2 separate regions of the Homo sapiens genome follow, and region 2 is linked to region 1. The links are chromatin loops, found by intact Hi-C in ENCODE. Cell type or tissue: PC-3. All regions are shown on one strand. Links, peaks and the distances in the headings refer to the core of each region. The heading gives the core; the rest is flanking DNA.

Region 1 (8,000 bases), core at 1-8,000:
ATACAAGAAGAAGCATAGTGGATAATCAGGACAATGTTTAATCAATCTTGTGGAGACATTAATAGTCCATAAACCCACATTAAATAAAGTCATTTTGTTCCTCAAATTACATAGCTTCCACAAAGTAGTAAGACAAAGTCAAAATTTGATATCATTGTCATCTAGTATCAATTTTGGATCTGGGAGAGATCTTAGAGACCACTTGGTTAAACCTTTCACTCTAAAGATGAGACTCAGGCTGGGTGCGGTGGCTTATGCCTGTAACCCTAACACTTTGAGAAGCTGAGGTGGGAAGATAGCATGAGCCCAGGAGTTTGAGACCAGCCTGGCAACATAATGAGGCCCTGTCTCTACAGTCAATCAATCAATCAGTCAATCAAGGTGAGACTCAGAGCCAGCAAGGTTAAGGACTTTGTCCTGCTCACTCAACCCACTGGTCCAGAATACAGCCAAGCAGAGTACCTTCCTCTGGGCAAGGCTGTCTGTGAGGCTGAGACTGTTAAACCTGATATGAATACATGTTTAACTGACCATTGCAATAATGGCATTACTTACTTTCTAAAAAAGGATAGAACCGTCCACTTTCAGCCCATTTGGAACACTTTGTTCCCCAAATGGCCTTAACTTTGGCATAATACTGGTGTTCGTAGTCAGAAGTTTCAGCAGAAAGATCACAGTAGGTTCTATTGATATTTCTGCATTCTGATTTATTCAGCCATTTCTTTTGCCCATATCTGCTAAGAAAGAAGCTGAATTAATAATGAGGTGCCCTCTATACTTTACAATAAAAAAACTCAGTCATTTTATAAAACTGAATGGAACTGACGACCTTCTCTTCAGAAAAACAAAAGTGCCTGTCATTGAGATAAAAAAGAATCCACTTTTGCGGTGGGCAATTTTTTTCATCAGCTGTCAGGAACATGAGTCAGAGTTTCTGTAATCACCTTTCTTTCTGTGAATTATAATGTGGACAGTATATTTTGGAAGCATATATTTTACTGTTATTCTTTGGCTACAGTGAAATTTTTACATATTGTGTGATCAATTCTTCTAGTAATTATCTGTGTAGGTTTTTAGTCTACTATGTACACGAGGTCAGTTTGACGGATTGTTTGAAGAACAGTTTGTCATTTTTTTCTTGGAAGAAAAATTACTTTGACGTTCTCATAGCATATAAAAATCTAAGTATCAATGATTCTAGGGAAAATACACGAGGCTGGAGTGCATACAGAAATCTGCATTTTTGATAATTATAGTGATGATGATAATATTGACTAGATTGGTCATACTGATTTTCCTTTTCTTTATTAAAAACACAACCCCCATAGCAAATAGGGAGGTGGCAATATTTTCAGCCCTTTTCAGGTGGGAGAGACTGAAGTGTAGAGTTCAGGTAACATGTGATAAGCCAGTGAAAGGGACAGGGGAGGCAGTTTGGGAAAGGTGATGGGTTACAAGTGGCAGCCTAGGGAACAGCTGAGAGGACACTACAGTGGTCCAGGGGAAGATGTAGGTCGCTTGGACAAGGACAGGGGCAGTAGGATAAATAAGGACAGGACAAAAGCAAGAAATATTAGGAGATAGGACTTGGTGATAGAAAACATGTAACAGATTAGGGAAATGAAGGTGTTAAGGATGCTGTCTCTTTCTGTCTGGGGCAGATGGGTGGAATGGTGGTGATATTTACTACGAAAAAGAGCACTGAGACAGAACAGATTTGGGAAATGGATGGGGAGGCAGAGCAGGAGGGGAAGATAAGATGTTCACTTTTGATGCCTTGAGCCTGAGTATGTTAGAGATATCCCACTGCAGATGCCCAGTGGGCAATGGGTCTCAGGAGAGACATGTGTGTGGGAGGTAGGGATTTTGGAGTCAATGTCATCAAACTGCTCATTGATGGCACAAGCATGAATGAATGATCCATGGAAACAAAATAAAGTCTAGGATAAAATTTCAGGAGCGTCAAGATTTAAAGGTTGGATAGAAAGAAGACCTGGAAATAGCAACTAAAGAGGGATGAGAAAAAAATATCATAAAGGTCAAGGGAAGAGTGTGTCTTGAGAAAGAGGATATGTCCATGTATTGCCAAAGCTTAAGGATATTTTCTCTTTTCAGAATATGGCAACAGATTTCTGAAAGTAAATGTTTCCCATTTCCTAAGTACCATACCTACCAAAAGACATCAGAAATATAGTCAGATCTTACTGATCAACTTCTCCATCCAAGTGATCACTGTTACTTAAGGGCTTTCAATTTTTTTTTTTGACCATGATCCACAGGGAAAAGAAAAATACATTTTATATTGTGATTCAGCTCACAAAATATAAAACTATCTAACATATTAAAACAAAAATTGTACAAGAAAATATTTAAACTTTACCACATGCCTTGCATTCAGTTATTTTTCATTCCAGTCCATTCCACACCATTCCATTCCTTTCCATTAAAAATAATATCCCTCAACATTCATTTCATGAGTCATCAAAGAGTCCTGAATTGTGGCTTGAAGACTATTGCCATTGCCTATGTGGCCCCTCCCTCCTCAAACTTCCTCACTCTGCCAAAGGCAAGGCAGCTTCCCATGACAGATGCTGATGCAGGAGAAAAGGCTCTTTACAAGATTTTCAACAAAATAAATGAATGATGACCAGAATCACTCAGCAAATATTCCAGTAATGACACTCACGCATGGCAAACAGCCATATGGGGCCCTCAGTGGTCTCTGATTTACAAGCTTTATCTCACTAATTATCATAACAACCCTAGGGGGTAGGTACTCTTATTTTCATCCCATTTTACAGATGAGACAGCTGAGGCTCAGGGAGATTAAGGGATCCACTCAAATTCACATGACTAGTAAACAGCATTCCTGGGATTTGAACCACTCTTCCCTGACGCCAAAACTTCTGTTTTTAGTGCTACATTCTATTTTTTTGCATTAATTGTTTTGGTGGATAGAATTTAAACTTTTGGAAAATTTTCACCTTGGAAACAAACTTCACTCAAAAGTATAAAAGTATAATCTGTAACCTTCCCAGCTAGGTTCATAGCCTGGCTATGAACTGGGGACTGTCTGACTCCAGAGCTGAGCTTGGAGCCCTCTGGCAGTGAAATACATTGTCTTATATTCCTGTCCCTCTTTCACATGCACAGGCATGTAAGAACTCCAACATCGCAAGCTTCTTTTTAAAAACATATTTTTAAAAGTTGCACAATCTGAGTGATCTGCTCACACGAAGCAGTGATGACTCTTGTCTATTTTTTAAAAATCCCTTTCTGGATCACATAAAACATAAAGGACAGAGCAAGCTCTTTGCTCCACCTAATGGATAAGGAGGCAAGGACATGCTCACGAGCCTTTTCTCTGCAAAGTGATTTCTTTCCTCTAACACTGGCTCCTGAGAAACTCCTTGGAAATGAGAATGAGGTTCTAGATAAATGAGGTCACTGTGAGTCGCTGCTGAAGTCTTTCACTGGTTTTAGTTATCTGAATTTTTTTTTCAAAGACAAAACTGACTTTATTCTTTTTTGAAAATATGGTAAATTTTTTTAATTCAAACAATCAAACAATTCAGAAAGTATAATCAAAAGAGAAACAAATCATCCTAAAACCCATTACCCTGGAACATTTGGTGTGTATGATTCTGGATATCTCATTGTGCTTCTGTATAAACAGAAGGACGATATGATAGCAGAATAGATGGACAAAAATTAGATTATACCATACATATGGTTTTAATAAAAGTAGTCAATTCAATGTGCCTTGAACTTTGATAGAAAAAAGAAATTGAAGTGAGATTAAAGAAACTACAGAAGTGCAAATGTTTGTCACCACAAGACATATTTGTTCCTAAAAGAGCTTTTAAATTAAGAAAATGGTTTGTGAAAAATATTGAGAGGTTAATTATTAAAATAATAAAATATTGTCATTTTAGATGACATTTAATGGCTTCTGGCTATGAAAATCAGTACACTTATAGTTCCCCCCCCCTTTTCCACCTTATATTATTGTTTAAATTCAAATTATTTCTAAGAAACTTCTATAATTACATTTCCATCACTATTTAGTCTTAGTTCTACACTGAGATGAATTCCATGCATGCTACCAGTCTTTTGGTCATCACTAAGTTCTTCTTTTGGGTTTGTCTTTATCTCTCTGTTAGCTGGAGGTCGTCTTTAGTTAGTGCTCCACCTCATCCTCCAGGAAGATCTCAGAAAAGTGATCTCCTGAGTTCCCACCTGCTTCCAAACACCAGTCTACTGAACTTCGTAAGAGTCTTAGGTTATACTTGTCTTTTCCTCACAAGATATATTCTGTTGAGTGTTGCCAGATTGAAATTCTCCCTTTCTCTCAACTTGAGTTCTGCTTTTGCTAAAATGGCCATGAATCATTTAATTATCTTAAAGTCCAATAACTTCACCAGGATATGTCTTGCTATTGTTTTTACCAATTTTTTTCTAGACACACCACACATTTATGATACACAGTTCCAAACAGTTTTTATTACCTGTTCAACCATTACTATCACTTAGCTCTAACAGGTTTTTCATCTTGATACAGTATTTTTATATTCCAGCATTTTCCTAAGCTCTGCACACTTCCTTAAAAAAAAGCATGTTCTCCCTGTTGTCTTAGAAACTCTTCTTTCACTGTTTTCTCTTCTTTGAGTTTTACCTTTACAGATCCTGTTGTTTATGCACTCTAACAAAATTATGGACTGTTATTTATTTTAATTCTTCCTTACTTCCATAGCAAAGCTTTCTGGAAACTTGTATTCTGTTTTCTTCTTTCCCCCTTCCAGTAATTATGAATAGGCGCTATGCTAGTTCCCTTGGGACTATTACTTTTTGAGTGGGGCCAGCTGTTTGTTGAACAGGCAAATGGATATAAGAATAGGGCTCAGATAATGAGCTTTTGCTCTCCATAATTTTTGTTTGTTTGTTTGTTTGTTTGTTTGTGAAAAGACTTGGCTTTATTGTCCAGACTGGAGAGCAGTGGCATGATCTCAGCTCACTGGAACCTCCACCTTCCAGCTCAAGCCATCCTCCCACCTCAGCATCCCAAGTAGATGGGACTACAGGCATGCACTATCATGACCGGCTAATTTTTGTATTTTTTGTAGAGACAGGGTTTTGTCATGTTGCACAGGTTGGTTTTGAACTTGTGAGCTCATGCGATCCAGAAGTCTTGGCCTCCTAAAGTGCTGAGATTACAGGTGAGAGCCACCGTGTCCGGCCAATGCTCTCCATAATTTTAAACTTCTGTTTCCATCAAACACCCTCTCACCAAATCCATTATTCCCTTTGCTCCCTGTGAAGCCTGTCTGCCCTCAGGTTTTGGGCTGCAGGAGGCTGATGTCGTAGCCTTCCTGGGCTGCCTCCCAGCCAGTGCCACCTCCCTTTCCTCCTGACCCCGGCTCATTCCCAGCTTCTCCCTGGGCTGTGACAGGGCCTCCACAATGGACATGTCCTGTGTGCCTGATTTCTATTTCAGTTTCACCACCTCTGATATTCTGTGGCACCCAGCTGGGGCTCCATGGGGACATTTCCTTAATTTCTGGTGGTGGCAATCCTTAGATTTCCATGCTCTCAGATTGTTAGGTGGGCCTCTTTGCACTGTGATACTTATTTTGTGAAATCATTTCCTGTGGTTGGAGCTGGGAAGGTGTAGGTAGGTTTGCCTTCAGTTTCTGCAGCTGTTTTTCTTCAGATTCCACAAGATTTGGCTTGGATGGTTCCTAGTTTGTGGTCAGGGTTGTGGCCATTTCCTTTGTTTCTCTGAAGATGGACACTGACTATCTGTCTTGCATTCTTTCCTGCTTGCAATGAGTTTTGAGGGCCAGATGAAATGTCTATTCACTGCTATCTTTAAGTGCAACAGCTGATCACACCAAATGTGCACGCGGTTTCAAGGAGTCTAAGGATGCCTATAATTCCAAACAGCTTAGAAATTTCAAGATGATGGATTGCCTTGTTTGCTCAGCCACCTAATAATGTTTTATTATTAGAAACTTCTTTTCTCTGTCTAAATAACCTTGCCTTGCCTGAGCCCCCCAATGCCTCTGTCTCCATGAAGAAACTGTTTTCTAATTTAATCTTACAAAACATCCAGAAAACTTAACCTGAAATATCTAAAACTTTTCTCTTTTTCAAACACATTTAATACCACGGAGAGTTTATCTTTACACAATTCACAAGAGTCTGAGTCTTGTGTTTGTAAGCTAGCCAAAAGGAAAAGAAGAAACTTACATGAAATACTGCACAGTGTAAGTAACTTTAACTCCTTGAAGACCCTCTGGTGGAGTCCATTGTAGGACATTCTTCATGTTGATGGATAAGAAGGTGATGTTTGCAGGTTTAGGCAAACCACCAGAGACACAGGGAACTGAAAAAGGAGCAGAAAGGAATTGAGGTCTTAGTAGCAGAAAAGGAAAACATGATTCCTGTAGCAGCTAGTCTCCAGAGATGGCCCCCAATACGGCCTTCCAGTATGCATGCCCTATGTAACATCTCTGAAATGGAAAAGAGAATGTGGCAGAGGTGGCTCTGGGACTAAGCCAGGACTTTTGCTTTTCAAAAAAATTCCCGAGTTGCTATGTAAAATAACAGCTAACTTGCTGGAGAGACCATGTTGAGAGATTGCACGAAGAGAGGCTCAGTTGTCCTGGTGTCCCAGCTGAGCCCAGCCTTCCAATTAAGGGGCCACAATGAAGTTACTGTGGCCATTCTAGCCCCTTCTGTCACAGGCTGAAGCTGCATGAGAGACCTCGTGTGAGATCAGCAGAAGAATCATCTGGCAGAGCCCCAGTTAATCCCCAGAAATTTAAGAAATAATAAAATGATTGTTTTAAACCACTAAGTTTTGGGGGTAGTTTGTTATGCACAGCAGAGAACTAAAACAATCTCTTTATTAAATATAAAAACAAAATTTAGAGTAGGTGACCCCGAGAGGCCAGAGTTTCAAAGGTTAGAATTGGGACTGCCTTTACTAAAGAATATAGTAAAGCAATAATTAGAAAAGGAACCAATGAAATAAGACAATTTATTTAAATAAACACTGATATGTTCACATAGGTGCACTCTAAGAAAAACTGTATCCTAGAGGATTAATTTACAGAAATCCTTGTAGAGAAATGGTAAAGAATTGAGAAACTACTAAAAACTTGGAAAAGGAAAGGAGAGGCTACTTTCTTATAAAATAAAGCAAAGATAATCCTTGGATTAAAGTAAATGAAAAAATTCAGTGGTAATATGTAGGAATCAAAATATTAATTTAAAATATTGGAAAGATCACAAAGCACGGAGTGATAACCAATCAGGTTTTATGAACAACTTATCCTGTCACAAATATGCACATTCTAGTCAATCAATGAACTTGAAAAATATAAAATATTAATACTGCCAATCAAACTTAGGAAATAAAATTTAGTTCAGTCACTGATGGCAGGTCCAATCTTGGCTAAGGATCATAATTCTTGAGTAAAGTAGCTGGGACTAATGTCAGAGAAAGGAATTATGTGTGAGGTAATCCTTAGTTAAGATTAGTTCTATACAATGTATTGTTATTTTGCAAGCCAAGTGAAAAGAAAAATTATTTACTTTAGAATTAAACTTTGTAATATCACCCTGATTCTAAGCAAAATTAGCTCTTTAGTGTAAAGATGGCTGAGTGTAGGTATGCTTGTGTTATAATTGTCATGACTCCTACTTTTAACCTTGCTCATTTAAAAAATTTTGTTTTATTTTTTTAAAAAATGTTACAGAGAAGCACAATCAATTGACCACTGCCGTGTGCGTGTGTGTGTGTGTGTGTGTGTGTGTGTGTGTGTGTTAGGGGTAGGGGAATCTCAAAAGGACATAGCCTGCCCAACATCAGTCTTTGATTTCTTCTTGTAATTCTTTGGAACCATTGGGTAGCAAGTGGTGTTGGTATTTTCTGGAGATTACATAGAGTGAATATTTATCAATGATTTAATACTGCTTTGTGGTACTACTAGGTT
Region 2 (8,976 bases), core at 538-8,537, 170 kb before region 1:
GTCATAAGGTGTCACCTGCTGCATCACACTGGAAATGTGTGGAGGCAGTGGAGTCTGAGCTGATGATGAGTATTTACTTAGTAGTTCTCTGTACCTACCTAGCAGTGATTCAGGTTGTAAAGAAAAATTTAATTGGTTAAATTATTTTAACCAATGTTTGAGTGCCTATTTTACTGTGATGAACATAGATGTACAAGATGTTTTGCTCATTAGGAGTCTCCAAAATCTAGCAGGTATGTGAGTTATGTAACATTCTTTTTAGTAAATAAAATATGGTAAATGCTGAGTTAGAAGTAGGTGTGAGCTGCTGTTGAAGGCAGCATATGACTCATTGAAGGACTTATCAGGGGAGGCTTATTTCGTAAGGGATGTAATGGGGCACGTCTTGATGGATAAATGGAAATTCACAAGTGGAGAGGGGCTTTAAGATCTGTGTATAGGTAATTCATGAAAACACAGTGGAATCAATCTAGGCCCAAATGTAGCTCCAGTAAAGGGTGAAACCAGCAGGGGTAGAGCTTTAGTTCCTTGATATCATGGCTTAAGGTAGCCAAGAAGTTCTGATTCAACAGTGCCCTCAAGTAGCATGCTGTACAGATAGCCTCACATTGCGATTAAAAGTGGACTCTGCAATTAGGCTGCCCACGTTCAGATTTCATATCTGCACCTTACTAGCTTTGGGACTCTGGACAAGTTACTTAACCTCTCTGGGCCTTGATATAGTATCTACTTCATATAAATGAAGATTAAATGAAATAAAATACATAAAGTGCTTATGAACAGGATCTGACACTCAGAGTGTTCAATAAAGGTTTGCTATTTTTATTTTTGACTGTTTACATCAGCCTAGAGCAGGGGTTGGCAAACTACGTCATGTGGACCAGGACCAAATCTGGCCTGCAGTTAGATTTACAAATAAAGTTTTTTTGGAATCAAGCCATGCGCATTCATTCGGTATTGACTATGGCTGCTTGGTGTGTGCTATAAGAGCTGGGTTTAGTAGTTGTGACAGTGACCAAATAGCCTGTAAAATCTAAAGTATTTACCATATGGCCCTTTATAGAAGAAATGTACCTTTTTTGAAGAAACTTACCATTTACTATATGGTCCTTTGTAGGCGAAATTTAGAGGATAAAATCAAACTCTTTAGCTCTCAAGATCTTCAGTGATTGCTTCCAAACCAGCCTTTTTTCTATCCATAACTAACAGATGGCCACAGCAGCTCTTTGGTTTTCACTGGCCCTTCTATTCCTTTTATAGCTGCTGTCTGTTGCTGGATTGTGCTTCCTTTAGTGTTCCAACTACTCTTCTGTCTTTTGCGTGAATATGGGCAGAGGCAGGGCCAGGACTAGGGTAGAATGTGTGAGGCACTCACTCTAGGTACACAATTTAAGGGGGCCCCAAAAAACTTGATAATCAAGATAATTTGTTAATGTTTTTAAAAATAAAAATTAATGCAAAAAACCCATTATGAACAAAATATCGATATTTTACTTTTTTTGAAGCTTAATATTAATTTTATTAAACTTTTTTCCAGGTTTATTATGATTGGCAAATAAAAATTTGTAGGCTGGGCACGGTGGCTCATGCCTGTAAACCTAGCACTTTGGGAGGCTGAGGCGGTAGGACTGCTTGAGCCTAGGAGTTTGAGACCAGCCTGGGGAACATGGTGAGACACTGTCTCTACAGAAAATAAGAAAAAAATTAGCTGGGTGTGGTGGCACGCAAGCGTGACTCCAGCTACTTAGGAGGCTGAGGTGTGGGAGGACCGCTTGAGCCCAGGAGGTCATCGCTGCAGTGAGCTGAGATTGTGCCCACTGCACTCCAGCCTGGGCGACTGCGCAAGACCCTGTTTTGGAAAAAAAAAAAGAAAAATCTAAGTTGTACAGCTTAGGGTTTTGATCTAAATATATCTTGAGTAATGATTCCTACAGTCAAGCTAATTAACATATCCATCACTTGAATGGTTACCATTTTCTTGTGTGTGAGATAAGAACATTTCAGATCTACTCTCAGCAAATTTCAAGTATTCAGTAATACATTATTATTTATAATAGTTACCATGGTGTACATTGAATCTCTAGAAATTATTCATCTTATAACTAAAAGTTTGTATCCTTTGACCAACATATCCCCATTTCCCCCACCCCCAGCCCCTGGCAAACACTACTCTACTGTATGTTTCTCTAAGTTTGACTTTTTTAGATTCCACCTATAAGTGACGGGATCAGTATTACTGATGTTTTTTTTCCTCAGCCTCCAACATGGCTCAATATAGTACTGGGCAGCAGAGAGAAAGTAACCCACATGTAAGCGGCTTAAGCCCAGATACTCATACTTCCTACGTATATGTGGGAGAGAGTAGTAAGATTCAAAGTAACCTGCTGGCTGATCACCAATGTGATATACCAATGGCATATACTCAGGTCCTTGTCAGGACTAATTTCATAAAGTATAATTATGCACATATTTTGTTGAACTTAGTTTACAGCAGTGATCTGTGTATAATCTGTTGTATAAAATGAAAGAATGAAAACATTTCCAAAAGTTTTCAAGTAGTTCATTTGAAATGGTTCACTGAGAGCAGTGAAGCATATACTTTAGAATAGCAGCATTGGATAACTAAAACTGTTTACCAAGAGATCTGGAAGGATCACCTGGTTCCTGCAAGCTTTTTCTAAGAAAGGCCAGATAGGGATATTAATTGAATTTTAATGCTTTCCAATAAACATTGACCCAGCAAGCTTTTTTAGATGACTAACTTTCTAATCTGCTTTGACATTTCTTCGTGGGGCTGCAAACAGTGATTTGTTGGTAGGTTTTAAAATATGTATAATTTGTTTTAGTGAAGAAGGTTTGGAAGTATACTGTAGAATTCTGTGAAAGCAGAATGGAGTCTTATCTGTAAGGAATAAGTCTGGAGGAATGGACAAGATCAACTTTTCATTTCTCAGACACCTTGTTGAGATGGATAGGAATTATTTGATGTTTTGACATAGTAAATTAGTTGTTCTGCCTCTCATTGTTATGTAACAAGAGATAAAATGCAATGTTGAACTTGATGGTCTTTTGCTTTCTAAACACTTTTCAATGTTTTTAGGTGTATAGTGTTGATTGGAGCCAAACCAGAGGTGAACAGCTTGTGGTGTCTGGCTCATGGGATCAAACTGTCAAATTGGTATGTTAGCATTATTGTATTCAAAAACGAATATTCCCTTCTCTAGAGCTTCCACTAAATTTTCTTCTCTTTTTCCAACATACTTCTGTAGCTCTATGATTCGACAGCTGAGCTTTCTTTTAAAAAAAAAATTAAAACACTTATTAGAACTTAAAATTTTCTAATCTTTTGGCTGTGAACTAATAGTTAGCTCAGCATTAGTTTGGCCCTTAAATACAGTCTTGCTTTATATCAAAACAGATCTTTAAAAATCCTTGAGATCTGTATATATATTGTATGCATATATATAAATGTATATAGTTTATTGGTGTATGTAGTATATGTAAAAGCATAAATTTGAATTTATCCCTCAAGTAATTGATCTATTCATTTATTTGTAGTGGGATCCAACTGTTGGAAAGTCTCTGTGCACCTTTAGAGGCCATGAAAGTATTATTTATAGCACAATCTGGTCTCCCCACATCCCTGGTTGTTTTGCTTCAGCCTCAGGTAAATTATTCTGTATTTACCAAAAGCCTTACTTGTAGTGAATGGTGGCCTTGTTTTTACCATTAGGTGGCGCTGTGTACCTTAGCTTCAGAGAGAAAACAGGAGAATATTACTATTCTTTTGTGTTCTTAAGACTTTACTTCTTTTTTTATTTTTATTTTTTTATTTTTATTATTATACTTTAAGTTCTAGGGTACATGTGCACAACGTGCGGGTTTGTTACATGTGTGTGCATGTGTGCCATGTTGGTGTGCTGCACCCATTAACTCATCATTTACATTGGATATATCTCCTAATGCTATCTCTCCCCCCTTCCCCCACCCCATGACAGGCCCCGGTGTGTGATGTTCCCCATCCTGTGTCCAAGTGTTCTCATTGTTCACTTCCCACCTATGAGTGAGAACATGCGGTGTTTGGTTTTCTGTCCTTGGAATAGTTTGCTCAGAATGATGGTTTCCAGCTTTGTCCATGTCCCTACAAAGGACATGAACTCATCCTTTTTTATGGCTGCATAGTATTCCATGGTGTATATGTGCCACATTTTCTTGATCCAGTCTATCATTGTTGGACATTTGGGTTGGTTCCAAGTCTTTGTTATTGTGCATAGCGCCGCAGTAAACATACATATGCATGTCTTTATAGCAGCATGATTTATAATCTTTGGGTATATATCCAGTAAATGGAATGGCTGGGTCAAATGGTATTTCTAGTTCTAGATCCTTGAGGAATCGCCACACTGTCTTCCACAATGGTTGAACTAGTTTACAGTCCCACCAACAGTATAAAAGTGTTCCTATTTCTCCACATCCTCTCCAGCACCTGTTGTTTCCTGACTTTTTGATGATCGCCATTCTAACTGGCGTGAGATGGTATCTCATTGTGGTTTTGATTTGCATTTCTCTGAAGGCCAGTGATGATGAGCATTTTTTCATGTGTCTGTTGGCTGCATAAATGTCTTCTTTTGAGAAGTGTCTGTTCATATCCTTTGCCCACTTTTTGATGGGGTTGTTTGATTTTTTCTTGTAAATTTGTTTTTAAGTTTTTTGTAGATTCTGGATATTAGCCTTTTGTCAGATGAGTAGATTGCAGAAATTTTCTCCCATTTCGTAGGTTGCCTGTTCACTCTGATGGTAGTTTCTTTTGCTGTGCAGAAGCTCTTTAGTTTAATTAGATCCCATTTGTCAATTTTGGCTTTTGTTGCCATTGCTTTTGGTGTTTTAGACATGAAATCCTTGCCCATGCCTATGTCCTGAATGGTATTGCCTAGGTTTTCTTCTAGGGTTTTTATGGTTTTAGGTCTAACATGTAAGTCTTTAATCCATCTTGAATTAATTTTTGTATAAGGTGTAAGGAAGGGATCCAGTTTCAGCTTTCTACATATGGCTAGCCAGTTTTCCCAGCACCATTTATTAAATAGGGAATCCTTTCCCCATTGCTTGTTTTTCTCAGGTTTGTCAAAGATCAGATAGTTGTAGATATGCGGCATTATTTCTGAGGGCTCTGTTCTGTTCCATTGGTCTAGATCTCTGTTTTGGTACCAGTACCATGCTGTTTTGATTACTGTAGCCTTGTAGTATAGTTTGAAGTCAGGTAGCTTGATGCCTCCAGCTTTGTTCTTTTGGCCTAGGATTGTCTTGGCAATGTGGGCTCTTTTTTGGTTCCATAGGAACTTTAAAATAGTTTTTTCCAATTCTGTGAAGAAAGTCATTGGCAGCTTGATGGGGATGGCATTGAATCTATAAATTACCTTGGGCAGTATGGCCATTTTCACGATATTGATTCTTCCTATCAATAAGCATAGAATGTTTTTCCATTTGTTTGTGTCCTCTTTTATTTCGTTGAGGAGTGGTTTGTAGTTCTCCTTGAAGAGGTCCTTCACATCCCTTGTAAGTTGGATTCCTAGGTATTTTATTCCCTTTGTAGCAATTGTGAATGGGAGTTCACTCATGATTTGGCTCTCTTTTTGTCTGTTATTGGTGTATAGGAATGCTTGTGATTCTTGCACATTGATTTTGTATCCTGAGACTTTGCTGAAGCTGCTTATCAGCTTGAGATTTTGGGCTGAGACGGTGGGGTTTTCTAAATACACAATCATGTCATCTGCAAACAGGGACAATTTGACTTCCTCTTTTCCTAATTGAATACCCTTTATTTCTTTCTCCTGCCTAATTGCCCTGGCCAGAACTTCCAACACTATGTTGAATAGGAGTGGTGAGAGAGGGCATCCCTATCTTGTGCCAGTTTTCAAAGGGAATGCTTCCAGTTTTTACCCATTCAGTAAATATTATCATATTGGCTGTGGGTTTGTCATAAATAGCTCTTATTATTTTGAGATACATCCCATCAATACCTAGTTTATTGAGAGTTTTTAGCACGAAGGGCTGTTCAATTTGGTCAAAGGCCTTTTCTGCATCTGTTGAGATAATCATGTGGTTTTTGTCTTTGGTTCTGTTTATATGATGGATTACATTTATTGATTTGTGTATGTTGAACCAGCCTTGCATCCCAGGGATGAAGCCAACTTGATCTTGGTGGATAAGCTTTTTGATGTGCTGCTAGATTCAGTTTGCCAGTATTTTACTGAGGATTTTTGCATTGATGTTCATCAGGGATATTGGTCTAAAATTCTCTTTTTTTTGTTGTGTCTCTACCAGGCTTTGGTATCAGTATGCTGCTGGCCTCATAAAATGAGTTAAGGAGGATTCCGTCTTGTTCTATTGATTGGAATAGTTTCAGAAGGAATGGTACCAGCTCCTCTTTATACCTCTGGTAGAATTCGGCTGTGAATCTGTCTGGTTCTGGAGTTTTCTTGGTTGGTAGGCTATTAATTATTGCCTCAATTTCAGAGCCTGTTATTGGTGTATTCAGGGGTTCAGCTTCTTCCTGGTTTAGTCTTGGGAGGGTGTATGTGTCAAGGAATTTATCCATTTCTTCTAGATTTTCTAGTTTATTTGCATAGAGGTGTTTATAGTATTCTCTGATGGTAGTTTTTATTTCTGTGGGATTGGTGGTGATATCCCCTTTATCATTTTTTATAGTGTCTATTTGATTCTTCTCCCTTTTCTTCTTTATTAGTCTTGCTAGTGGTCTATCAATTTTGTTGATCTTTTCAAAAAACCAGCTCCTGGATTCATTGATTTTTTTGAAGGGTTTTTTGTGTCTCTATCTCCTTCAGTTCTGCTCTGATCTCAGTTATTTGTTGCCTTCTGCTAGCTTTTGAATGTGTTTGCTCTTGCTTCTCTAGTTCTTTTAATTGTGATGTTAGGGTGTCAATTTTAGATCTTTCCTTCTTTCTCTTGTGGGCATTTAGTGCTATGAATTTCCCTCTACACACTGCTTTAAATGTGTCCCAGAGATTCTGGTATGTTGTGTCTTTGTTCTCATTGGTTTCAAAGAACATCTTTATTTCTGCCTTCATTTCGTTATGTATCCAGTAGTCATTCAGGAGCGGGTTGTTCAGTGTCCATGTAGTTCTGTGGTTTTGAGTGAGTTTCTTAATCCTGAGTTCTAGTTTGATTGCACTGTGGTCCGGGAGAAAGTTTGTTATAATTTCTGTTCGTTTACATTTGCTGAGGAGTGCTTTGCTTCCAAGTATGTGGTCAGTTTTGGAATAAGTGTGATGTGGTGCTGAGAAGAATGTATATTCAGTTGATCTGGGGTGGAGAGTTCTGTAGATGTCTGTTAGGTCTGCTTGGTGCAGAGCTGAGTTTAATTCCTGGATATCCTTGTTAACTTTCTGTCTCGTTGATCTGTCTAATGTTGACAGTGGGGTGTTAAAGTCTCCCATTATTATTGTGTGGGAGTCTAAGTCTCTTTGTAGGTCTCTAAGGACTTGCTTTATGAATCTGGGTGCTCCTGTATTGGGTGCATATATATTTAGGATAGTTAGCTCTTCTTGTTGCATTGATCCCTTTACCATTATGTAATGGCCTTCTTTGTCTCTTCTGATCTTTGTTGTAAAAAAAAAGTCTGTTTTATCAGAGACTAGGATTGCAACCTCTGCTTTTTTTTTTGTTTTCCATTTGCTTGGTAGATCTTCCTTCATCCCTTTATTTTGAGCCTTTATGTGTCTCTGCACGTGAGATGGGTCTCCTGAATACAGCCCACTGATGGGTCTTGACTCTTTATCCAATTTGCCAGTCTGTGTCTTTTAATTGGAGCATTTAGCCCATTTACATTTAAGGTTAATATTGTTATGTGTGAATTTGATCCTGTCATTATGATGTTAGCTGGTTATTTTGCTCGTTAGTTGATGCAGTTTCTTCCTAGCCTCGATGGGCTTTACAATTTGGCATGTTTTTGCAGTGGCTGGTACCGATTATTCCTTTCCATGTTTAGGACTTTACTTCATCAACCTCTTGACAAGAGTTAGCTGTGGTTCAGATTACTTTTCAATGATTCCAACTCCTAAAGAATAATTCCTAGATTTCTGGCAAGGACAAATTCATGGATGGTAATGTTATAACTGAGATATGATACATGTTTGAAAGAGAAGGTCTTGAGTTTTGTTTTACAACACTGTTTCAGAACCTGTGAGACACGCATCTGCTTGTCAATGAGCAGGTTGAGCTTGGAGCTGAGAACTCTGGCCTCATGAATAAAAATTGTATCATTGGCTTAGAATTGGTAACTAAAGCCATTGCAGTAAATCAGAGCACCTAGGAAAGACTAAGTCAAAGAAACCTTGGAATAGAGCACAAGTTGGCAAACTACTGCCCTCAGATCAAAACTGATGGTTTTTTTTTTTTTTTTTTTTTGCATTGTCTAAAGATATTTATTTCTGCTGTCTTTTTTTTTTATTTTTTTTTTATTTTTAATTTTTTTTTTTTTTATTATACTCTAAGTTTTAGGGTACATGTGCACATTGTGCAGGTTAGTTACATATGTATACATGTGCCATGCTGGTGCGCTGCACCCACTAACGTGTCATCTAGCATTAGGTATATCTCCCAATGCTATCCCTCCCCCCTCCCCCGACCCCACCACAGTCCCCAGAGTGTGATATTCCCCTTCCTGTGTCCATGTGATCTCATTGTTCAATTCCCACCTATGAGTGAGAATATGCGGTGTTTGGTTTTTTGTTCTTGCGATAGTTTACTGAGAATGATGGTTTCCAATTTCATCCATGTCCCTACAAAGGACATGAACTCATCATTTTTTATGGCTGCATAGTATTCCATGGTGTATATGTGCCACATTTTCTTAATCCAGTCTATCATTGTTGGACATTTGGGTTGGTTCCAAGTCTTTGCTATTGTTAATAGTGCCGCAATAAACATACGTGTGCATGTGTCTTTATAGCAGCATGA

Evidence for each region. Peaks named below come from ENCODE experiments on the same cell type or tissue, not always from the same donor. Only the 100,000 strongest peaks of a DNase experiment are listed, where the experiment ranks them.
Region 2: a loop joins it to region 1, with 10 times the contacts of the local background. A loop is called at or near these places in 28 of 110 quality-filtered maps.

The regions. Positions count from the first base shown.
Region 1 is chr6:137,010,719-137,018,718 of GRCh38, forward strand. IL20RA (interleukin 20 receptor subunit alpha) reads right to left here. Exons shown (of 7, transcript NM_014432.4): 2 at 6,250-6,385; 3 at 556-734. Among named protein-coding and RNA genes, the nearest start is that of NHEG1, 21 kb to the left of the region's middle. RefSeq lists an enhancer at 6,262-6,431. In PC-3, for the core only: a CTCF peak has its summit at 3,327; DNase peaks (open chromatin) are centred at 2,563 and 3,313; H3K27ac peaks cover 1,449 bases.
Region 2 is chr6:136,842,515-136,851,490 of GRCh38, forward strand. PEX7 (peroxisomal biogenesis factor 7) reads left to right here. Exons shown (of 10, transcript NM_000288.4): 4 at 3,101-3,178; 5 at 3,559-3,667. Among named protein-coding and RNA genes, the nearest start is that of PEX7, 24 kb to the left of the region's middle. In PC-3, for the core only: a CTCF peak has its summit at 3,715 (motif pointing right); no DNase peak of the experiment used is centred there.